Regions from separate parts of the Homo sapiens genome. Here region 2 is linked to region 1. Evidence: chromatin loops called from intact Hi-C (ENCODE). Cell type or tissue: natural killer cell. All regions are shown on one strand. Links, peaks and the distances in the headings refer to the core of each region. The heading gives the core; the rest is flanking DNA. Region 1 overlaps SKAP1 (src kinase associated phosphoprotein 1). Region 2 has its middle 11 kb from the start of SKAP1.

Region 1 (5,383 bases), core at 176-5,175:
GTAACCACACACCACAGTGTCATAGCTTGCTTGCTTGCTTGCTTGCTTGCTTGCTTTTTTTTTTTTTGAGACAGGCCCAGGCTGGAGTGCAGTGGTGCGGTCTCAGCTCACTGCAACCTCCGCCTCCCAGGTTCAAGTGATTCTCCTGCCTCAGCCTCCCAAGTAGCTGGGATTACAGGCATCTGCTACCATGCCGGGCTAATTTTTTGTATTTTGAGTAGAAATGGGGTTTCACCATGTTGGCCAGGCTGGTCTTGAACTCCTGACCTCGTGATCCGCCTCCCTCAGCCTCCCAAAGTGCTGGGATTACAGGTGTGAGCCACCGCACCCAGCCATAGCTTTCTTACTAATTAAAAATTCCCAGATTTAGAGCCTTTGGAGCTTCAGTATGAACTAACTTCCCAAATTAAAACTGGATTCAGGTACGTCTGTTAACAGATTGGAATTCATTAAATCCCACCACAGACAAATCCTATAAAAAGTGTATATTGTTTCAAATAGCTGGAAAGGAGAGCAGCCTTCCCCATCACTCACCAGAGCTGTGGCTCACCCCAGTAGAGTCATGTTTTTAGCAAGGTTCCTGTGGGAGACCTGTTTATGAAAGTGGCATTTGTGATTCAGACTTCAGCTCCCCATGCCAGCTTCGGAAAGTCAAACAGATGTTTCCTCGTTGACTGCAGCATAGCTCATCACTTATCCCAAGAGGAAAATCAGAAGAGGCTGGGGACAAGTACAGTTCTGTCAGCCACAACCACAAGAAAATGGAGATGGAGGGTGTGTGTGTGTGTGTGTGTGTGTGTGTGTGTGTGTGTTTTGTAGATTTGATTAAATGTAAGTTTAAGTATTGCTTTATTTAAAGATAGAATGATTCATCATCTATAGAAAATTTTATCCTCTACCTAAATTTCCTTTTCTACTCCCTTTTCCCTCCCCATTTCCTGGCAAAGTTCAGTATCTTTATGGGTCTCTTTGGAGTACAATCTTTGTGCTTTTCAGTTTTGCCTTGGATTAATAGGTTGTCTGAAAGCAAAGCTTAGCTCCTGATTTGTTTTATAAGAATAATAAGACCAAAGTTACTTTTCATTCACACATCAAAACACATGCATACCAAGAAAACAAATAAAATGTACATTGAATCTCATATACCACAGTAATGTGGCCTGGGAATTAAACTCATTAAATGGATTTCAAAGAACTGGGTAGTATGTAGTGGAAAACAATTTTGCAGTAAGCCTGAACTAACATTAGGTAGAACATAGTAAGACCTCTTTATTTCTGATCTCTGTGTGTGTGTATATATATATGTATAAACATATATATGTATACATTTTGTATATATATATAAAGTAGTGTTGCTGATTTTTAAGCTAGATATCAAATGCTTTAGAAAATACAAAAAATCAATTTTAACCATTTCCATGTTTTTGTTTTGGACATTTATTAGATATAATCTTGCCTAATTGTAGTCTAAAGTCAGATTTTTAAGTTAGATAAAAAAAAAAAAGCTGATGTCTCTTTGCTTGGATTGAATTCCTCTAGTCCTAGGCCCTAAAACAGTAGAAGGGTTGCGGCTGGTTTAGAAGTTTCTCTGCAAATGTACGTCTCTGTCTCTCCCTTTCAGACACTCTCGTTTGCTCTCCTTTCTTGCTCTGTGCAAACGCAGAGTGGTGTCTGTGTTTCAGGAAAAGAATGTGTGTTAAAAGAACTAATGGTCCGACTGTCCATCAGACTGGGCAGCAATGGAGGTCATCTGGCGGTCAAAACCAAATAATTTCAGCCTGTTCCTAAAGCCCCTGAAGCTGTTGACTCGATGACTGGAGTTCACCGCCTCTTGTTGCTTCTGTATCCTCTGAAACCTGGGACCTTTTTTTTGGAGACAAGAACGGACATATTTTCTCCATAGCAACTGTGTGCACAGTGCCCACCATTCAGCATTTGCTCAGGTTAGCTTGGCTAAAGTATACAGTCAGTGCTCCCTCTTGATACGTGTCTGCCCTGAATAGAAGATAGATCAGATTCTAAACCTAGAGGCCCCCAAAATATTGGAAGAGTCAGGATACTTGTGCATGTTTGAAGCTCATTGTTATACAGAAAATTTAAATATTTAAAAATAGAAAATATTTGTCTGCTTTTATAAAGAGACCCAATGTTCTTAATGCAAAACTTTCTACAGGCACATATTTTAAGGTGACTTCCAAGTTTCCACATTCATATGGAACAGATGGGAATGGAAGTAGTTTCAGTGTGCTGACAACTCCATTAAAAATGTTTTAAAATCCATAATCCATAAATCTGAACCACATATTGGTTATACTCATAGCCCTTTCAGTATTTCTTGTACCCTATTTGTGAATACCACCACCTGCTGGTAGTTAATGACAAGCTCTCACTTTGTTTACTGAAGAATCAACCTAAAAGTCAGTATTAAGTAAAATTTAAATGTTTTTAAGTAGGTACAATTTTGAGGTGAAAATCTATTTACTGTGTTAGTTTGAAACATCCTAACCACAATTAATTTGCAAAAACTTTTAAACAGACATTTGAAAAAAAATGCACATGAAATACTGTTTTGAAATGAAAGCTATTCTTAAATGATAACAATTTTTATTATCTTTTAGCTTCTTTTTCCTTGCTGACAACATTTCAAAGTAATGTTACAGATATCCACACCTTCAAGTCTGAGTTTCATCTCTTCTACTTCTTTTGTTTGCCTGCTTTCTAAAAGAAGTGTGTGTGTGCAATGAAATACCAAGGAGGAGGGACAGGAAAGCATGGAAAATCTACAAGCTGAATAATTAAGTGTTGACTTCTGAAGATTATGTCTGTGACTGAGGGATTTACCACTCTTACTTTGGCATTGGCTCATAAAACATATGTTCACAAAATCTGTTTTATGGGCTTTTTAACAGGATAAGAAATTTAAAATTTACAACAGAATAGGAAAATCAAATCTTCATGCAATGAGATTACAATATACATTGTTTATTTTAATTGTTCAAGTTTTTACTCATCAAACAGAAATATACTATAATACTTTACAATAAAATATAATGTCACATTGCCCAAAACAGTGAATGACAGAATTTTGTGGATTAAGGATATGGATTAAGGTAATCCAAAACTGCAGTTTATTAAACTTCCCCCCCAAAAAACCATGTGTTGTTCTTATTCTGAAGCTATGCTCTTGGAGTTTTCTGGCTTTCTTAAAAATGCATCCCAGTCCAATTTTAATATATGCCTTTTGGTGAGTCATTTTTATGATCTCTTTGCTATCTACTGAGACTCTTAAAATGTACTGGTTTGAGGCCGAACTTGGACTGTGATTCCTTCTTCTTAAATATGGTCTTCTAACCTCCTGACTGGGGGCCTCCTGCAGGTGGATGATTCTCTCCAACCCTCCAATGTAAGAGGCTCTGCCGCCTCAGGTAGGCCCTCCATCTTCTTTGTAGGCAGCCACACTACTAATATTTTTAGATGTTTGCAGCATTCATGTCTCAATATGTTCAGTATTTCAGGCAATTCGAAGTTGCAGACCCTTGGCAGCAAGAAACAAACCCTCACTGAAACTTTCTTTTACTTACATAGCCTGTGCTGAGTTTTATGTGTTATCTGGAGAAGAATGAAATTGATCCAACGCCTTTCCAAGAGGAAGAATGACTTCCAGAGATTTTTCTCTCTCAGGGGAGCTTTTACAGAACTTTTTCAATATTCTTTCATTGTGTGTATGGTTTTTTCCCCCACCATAAAACAAAAGGAACCTGTAATGCCATAAGGGGGCAAGGAATAGAAAGGGTAGAAAACAACGACACCAAATCCCTTTTGATGTGGGAAACCTAAGTAACAAACTCTATTAATTAGCCTAGGAAGTTTCTTCCTGAATTTGAGAATTCTGGGTTCAGTATGGCCCTTGCTTTGGAATTTTTACAGTTTGTTCCCCCATGACTCTGATCACTGCTACCAGGCCTGAGTTATGCTTCCTGCTGCTTACATTTAAAAGGTCACCAGGACAATGACTAGGTGACCGCCCATCACACAGTCTGTGAGTACATCCTCCAATAGCATCCTCAGCGTAAAACGCCCCCTACTGCTTCCAGGATGCCAGTTCACTAATAATTCTCAGGCCTTACTCCTAGCAACCAAACTAACCCTGTAGCTCCCAAGGATTCCTGCGTATATAAGGAGAGGGTAAAGGTTGGTGCCACATTTCTTTTTAAGGCTTTATAAGGCTCTATTCAGAGTGAGTCACAGGCATGTCACTCTTCTGTTGTTCACCAAAGCATAGATTCTTTACTGTCCACAGCATTAAAGCATGGCGTATTTTGAGAGATGGTTTTAAGTCATCCTTTCAACTAATTCAGATAAACATCCTTGCAGAGCATGGCATCAGAAATTTTCCAAAAATTGTCAAGGACTGACCCCTGCCCTCCTAGGACTTGCAGACTTAGGGGTCGTTCAGATCCAAACACAACTATAATAATTCTAATTCTAAAATGTGATAATTGCTATAATAGAAGTTTTTTTAAATACTGCAGGAGAGGGAGTGATTAAATTCACATCAGGGATTCCGAACAGCATTTTAGAGTATCTGGATTTTGAGGTGAATCTTAAAAGATGAACAGAAGAAGAATGTTCCAGGCAGGGGAACAGTAGTACTAAGAACGTGGCATTTGTTTTCACCAGGTTTCTTGCATCCCTTGACCACTTGGTTGCCTTTGTTGTTAAACTGTGTGTGTGTGGTTAACCAATTAAGGAAAGGAGAAAAGCTGATTCGAGATAGTCATGGTGTGAAAAAGCTTTGATCTGGACGTTTACCTTGATTTCTTTTCACGTGGTGATTCCGATATAAATAATGTCATTAACTTCCTTTTTTTCCATCTTACAACACATTTACCTGTTTCTTTCCATGTATATTGATACACACACACACCCCTCCAGTGTTTATTCTTGGGCATTTTCCAGTTTCTAATATGATGTCCACGAGTCAAATCAATTAAATTGAACCGATAATACAACTTAATGACCCTTCTTATCTTTGCAAGTAAACTTGAGAATGGAATGAATCTAAATGCCAACTCATTAACCTTGAAAGACAATTCAGGTGGTTTTATTCTAATGTTTCTAGTGTTTGTTTATAGTTGAGCACACTTTAAATATGTCTACATTGTTTAATAGCCTCTTGTACACAATTTTTTGATGGACTCAATTGATATTCTTCATTAAAGACCAGATCCTAATAAACTCATCTCCCTTACTCTTAAATTCACATTCAAACAGGAGATTTCTTAATGGCTTCTTAAAATGCTAAGTTACTAGTTTTAAATTTATGTATTTCATGCTGCTAGCCTCGGAGTTTCTTGTCCACATCAAATTCCTAATTATTTCT
Region 2 (5,383 bases), core at 384-5,383, 180 kb before region 1:
GACGCATGCCACCACGCCCAGCTAAATTTTGTATTTTTAGTAGAGATGGGGTTTCACCACGTTGGCCAAGCTGGTCTCGAACCCCTGACCTCAGTGATCCACCCGCCTTAGCCTTCCAAAGTGCTGGGATTACAGGCGTGAGTCACTGCGCCCGGCCTCGTACTAGGTGTTATTTTTAAGGGAATATCCTCATTCTTAGAAAATACCGTTGAAGTTTTTAGGGAAAAGGAGCGTGATGACTGTAATTTACTCTCAAATTCAGAAAAAAATGTAAATTAATCTAGTACTAATTACTTTTCTATAATTAACATTTTATTTATTATGAAAAATAAAGTAAATTTAATAATTGATGATTATTAAATTTAATAATTAATAATCGAAGTTAATAATTGATGATTCCAAGTGAATGGTATACTTGAGTTCTAGATACTATGATAACTTTTCTGTAAGTTTGAAATTATTTCAAAATAAAATTATTTTTAAAAAACCCAACAGGCCAGGCATGGTGGCTCACGCCTGTAATCCCAACATTTTGGGAGGCCAAGGTGAGTGGATCACTTGAGGTCAGGAGTTCGAGACAAGCCTGGCCAACATGGAGAAACCCTGTCTCTACTAAAAATACAAAAATTAGCCAGGTGTGGTGGCACGCACCTGTAATCTCAGCTATTCGGAAGTCTGAGGCAGGAGAATTGCTTGAACCCAGGAGGCAGAGGTTACAGTGAGCCGAGATCGCACCATTGCACTCCAGCCTGGGTGACAGAGCAAGACTCTGTCTCAAACAAACAAACAAACAAACAAACAAACAAACAGACTTACCTTGTAGCACTCACTCAGTAATCCTTTATTGAGGACCTACTATACACCAAGCATAGCAGTTGCTGGGAATACATTAGGAAATAAGATAGGTAAGATCTGAACCCTCAGGAGGAGAAGACAGGTGGCAGGTAGACAAGTATTAGGTTGGTGCAAAAGTAATTGCTGTTTTTGCCATTACTTTTAATAATTTTAATAATTACAGATGGGATGTGAGTTTTGAATAGCAGGTGCTAAATGCTACAGGAATGTAGGAGAGGGAAATATAACCCAGTCTGGGGAGCCAAGGTTGGTTAACCAGACAAAATGAAGTTGAGACTTGAAGCATGAGTAGGAGTTAGCTGGGTGAAGGGGAAGGGGAAGAGTGTTGTAGACAGAAGGAACAGCACATGTGAGCAAACGGAAGTGGGAGTGGGTATGACTCATTGAAAAACTGCAGGAAGTCTGTTACTGAAGATGATGGAGAGTAAAGGGTCCATGCAGGCAGCAAGGCTAGAAAGATAAGCAGGAGGTTATGGTGGTGGCGATGGTAGACGCTTGTTAGCCATTGTGAGGAAGTGAAATATTGGGAAGCTACTAAAATTTTAATTAGGAAAGAGGCATGGGCAGATTTTTAAAAATGACATCACTGGTTTTAGGGTGGAAAATGGGTTGGTGGGGCGTAAAACCAGAGGGTTGCAAGGTAGAAGATGATGGTGGCTTGGACCAGGATGGTGGCAACAGACTAGAGAGAAACAGATTGTTTGAAACATATTTTCCAGCTAGACTTGGCAGAGGAAGAAAGAGGGAAGAAAGATGACCCCCCAGGGTTCCAGATTGGGCAACTGGATTATCCATGGTGCCATTTACTTACCTAGAGAAGTTGGAAGGAGAAGGTGACTTGGCCAAGAAGGGGACAAGTGGTTGTGGAGTCTGAGTCCACCCTGCACATTTCACATCCAAAAATGTAACACCAAGTATAGCAGAGTCCCAGGCAGGATGGAACTAAGGCTTCAGTGAGTGGAGTGAGCATAATCATATCCCTGATTTTCAAGGGCTCAGAATTGGAAACTTTTCTATAATGATTCAGGCATACATAGGCAGGTCTGAAGAACAAGGGGTATGATGGATAGATTGCTTTTTCTGTGCAGCAAACCTACCCATTTCTTCCAGAAATAACCAACTGTGTTGTCTAAGAATTTCTTTTCTCCCCTATTCCACACAGTTTCTGTAGGAGCTGTTATGTAATTGACACCACCTCACACCCCACCACACCCCATGGCCACAACGCACTCAGGTTGGGCCTACCAACTACTGGAGTATTAACAACTTGGACCGACATGAGAATTACATAAATGGTTGCCTCCTCCTCCTCCTTAAAACACTAAAAGGAACTTCAGTGCATGTTCCTGGAGTCCATGGTAATCCCTGGGAGCTGGACAAACCCTTGGTGCTTGCCACACTGATGATGTTAAGCTTGAGGCCAGGGAAGCCTGCTACTTACAAGATATGCGTTAAATGCTGTAAAGGGATCCTGGAAAAGGTTGGGAAATCTCCACCTTTCGAGATCATGGAGTTCTGGCATGTTAGACCTAGAAGGAACCTTATTTCCTCATTTATAGTTGGGAAACTGAGTCCTTTAATAAAAAGGAAAGACAATTAAATTACCTGTCCTAGATGGTTTAGTTACTCAGCAACCAGAAGACATAATGTCAGACCAGATGTTCTCTTGGGGTTCCTATAAACTCCACTGTTCTTTGATCTTGTGATTTTGTGTTGGACACCAGCCAATGAAACCCCTGAGCAATCAGGTTTATACTCTCCTCAATGGCCTTAGAGAAAGAGTATGGCCTGGGTGGAGACAGTTGTGTGGAAGCCCACAGTTCTGTCACGTAACTATTTTCTTCTTTAGAATCTTCTCTCTTTTGGCATCAGCTGACACAGGAAGTGGTAAAGCTATTATCTGTAGATTCAACCAAATCACCATTTCCTGATTCTAATGTTCATCAACCACTTTTGAATCCTCCCCCCACTTCCCCTCTATTTTAGTTTGAGGTTCAAAAGCACCCATGAGGTAAATTAATACTCAGCCAAGCAGAGTGAGGCCCTGATGCTCTTGTGGTTCTGCCATTAATTTGCTGTAACCCAGGGACATCCAGGCTAGTCCCTCAGGTTTCTCTCTGTAGGTAAAAGGGTTTCTAAAGTTCCTTCCAGCTCTGAAATTCTGAGATTCCTTGTTGAATCTCATTCTGCAAGGGGAATCTTATGGACCAGCTCCCTCTGGGAAGAAAAATGTTTCATGCAACCCTATGAATCTCATCTTAGTCCAAATCTTTTTTTGTTTGTTTGTTTGGTTTTTGTTTTTGTTTTTTAGAACACTATACTGGAAAAGTGAAAGAATCAGAGAAGCAGGATAACTGGCAACTGAAGTCGGCCAGCATCTCATGTGAATTAGAAATGGAATCGGGGTGCTAGCATCCAAGTGACCAAAGAAACTCTTTGCTGAGGTTGCATGGAGTTTAAGGAAAGAGGCTGTGGGGTCCTCCTTTGATGCAGCTACATTTCCCTCTGAGCCTCTGTCTGTTTCCTGTCAGTTTAGTGCAAAACTCTAGTCTACTACTCTGGGCTGGCTTAGAAAAAATGCATCCTGGTTTTGTTCCAATTCAGGATAGAGGTGGGGAAGTCCTGCTGAGCCTCTCCCACAGTGAGCCTTCCCCTCACCACTGGCAGCACTGACACCAGTGACTAGCATTCATTTCTTGGGGTATGAGTCCACTGAGGGTGGGAGGATCCTCACATTAACCATTATTGGGTACCATCTTAAATTGCGGACTTTGGAAGCCCTTGGCCTTCCCTTTCCCAGGCATTTTCTCCTTGGAGTGAAGATGTTGAAAGTTGGAGGTTAAATGACTTGCCCTAGGTCACAAGGTTGGTGGCACAGCAGGGATGAAAACCTTGGCCAATCTTCTGAGTCCTTGGTCAGACCCTTACGCCACAGCTGCTCTTTGTATAAGGGACAGTCTCACCTCCCAAGGACACTGCGCAAGGATGCCAGATATTGATATGACTGTTGTCCCAGTCCTCAGTGACCTTCTACATCCTGCAGCCTGCTCAGACAGTAGAGGAAGCAGCTCTGGGGCAGAGGGAACTGCCATATGTAGAGCTGCCCTGGTGGAGATAAACAGGTTGTCTGTCAACGTATGAAGCCTATGTAGGGCCAGGACCACAGAGCTTCCATTGCAGGAGAAATTAAACCTGTCTTGCACACCAATCCCAGTGCTCTGATTACATTTACAGAGGTCATGGCCTGCATTCTGTCACCATGGAAACCTCTCAGGCTGCCAGGGTGTTTTCTGTGCATGTGGTTGATATTTAAAGGCAAAGTCGCAGGCCGCATTGCTGAACTATCAGCTGCCAGGGGCAATTGCTCTCCTCCACCAGCCCGCGTCCTGGTGCTTCGTCCCAGAGATAAGAGGAAGGGGAAGAGATGAAGAAAAGGGCCCACCTGTCTCTAACAGGAAGGTCTTTTTAGTAGAGCCAGGTTTGTAGGGAGTCAGGCTATAGGGTGCAGGTGCTGGGATAGCAGATGAAGGGCAGTAAAAAAGGGCCCCAACATTGTCAGAATATAAGCATTTTCTCGCAAGAACACAGGCCCTCATGTTTAGTGCATCTCATTTTTTCTCTGATTCCTCCTCCAACTCATGAGCACATGTCATAGTGGCCATATGGAGCTGGGGAAGCCCCCTTTGCCTGAATGCCCTTGGTGGTTTCTATTTTGCACATCTGGTAGCTGCATGAATTGTGCTGATAACAATATAGCTTATGAAGGATCCCTACTTATTCTAAAGACCCCATAGCACTGTCCTGGAAAAAGCTATCATGGGAGTGACTTATCAGGAGTCCCAGGTGTTGGAAGAGGTAAATAACACCAGATTCAACAGAGTAAGAAAAGAACACAAGTGCTGACTTGGCTTGTGACCATCAATTTTTTCTTTCGTCTCAAGACAATTATTTCCACACCATTGAATGAAGTGTAGATAACACGGGCACCTTAATAGGCTGAGAGCAGAGGCTGTTTAGAGGAGATTTCAAGCACTGTGAGCATAAAATGAACATGAATATTCTGCAATATGCATCTTACAATTTGTCATTAAGTGGATGGCCTCAGTGATGTGATGCAACAGGCTTTGATTGGAATATTGAGCTCTGAAAAAGGAAATTCTGCATCAATAGTCTCATGATGCAAAATATCACATATTACTCAATAAGAAGTGTCATTGTGTTGAAAGTGCAGATGCTAAAAAGTACAGCAGCAGATAGGAACAGCTTGATCCACAAGGCACTTTTCTTTAGGAATTTACAGCCATTCCCTGAAGCTACTCAATTGTCCTTGGAGGTAGAACATGGTATAGCCTGAAATTACAATTCAGGAAATGAAGTGGATCTGTTTGATTTAGTTTCTAATCCTTCAAACTATGAAGACTTCTTTATGATGTTTTCTATTTCTCCACTTATTTATCTTTTCATTCAACTTCTCATTCACTCTCTTTTCCCTTTTTCTTTCTCACTAGCCTCATCTCTAGGCCATCAA

The links. A loop is a pair of places that touch in the nucleus more often than their neighbours do. Peaks named below come from ENCODE experiments on the same cell type or tissue, not always from the same donor. Only the 100,000 strongest peaks of a DNase experiment are listed, where the experiment ranks them.
Region 2: it touches region 1 in a loop (1.8-fold over the local background); 6 of 110 quality-filtered maps call a loop at or near these places.

Annotation. Positions count from the first base shown.
Region 1 is chr17:48,260,175-48,265,557 of GRCh38, reverse strand. The region is part of intron 4 of SKAP1 (src kinase associated phosphoprotein 1); the gene reads left to right. Among named protein-coding and RNA genes, the nearest start is that of SKAP1-AS2, 31 kb to the left of the region's middle. In natural killer cell, for the core only: CTCF peaks have their summits at 2,198 and 2,409 (motif pointing left); a DNase peak (open chromatin) is centred at 2,367.
Region 2 is chr17:48,438,887-48,444,269 of GRCh38, reverse strand. It overlaps a transcript of SKAP1 not described here. Among named protein-coding and RNA genes, the nearest start is that of SKAP1, 11 kb to the right of the region's middle. In natural killer cell, for the core only: no CTCF peak of the experiment used is centred there; DNase peaks (open chromatin) are centred at 2,769, 3,399, 4,109, 4,529 and 2 weaker places; H3K27ac peaks cover 4,437 bases.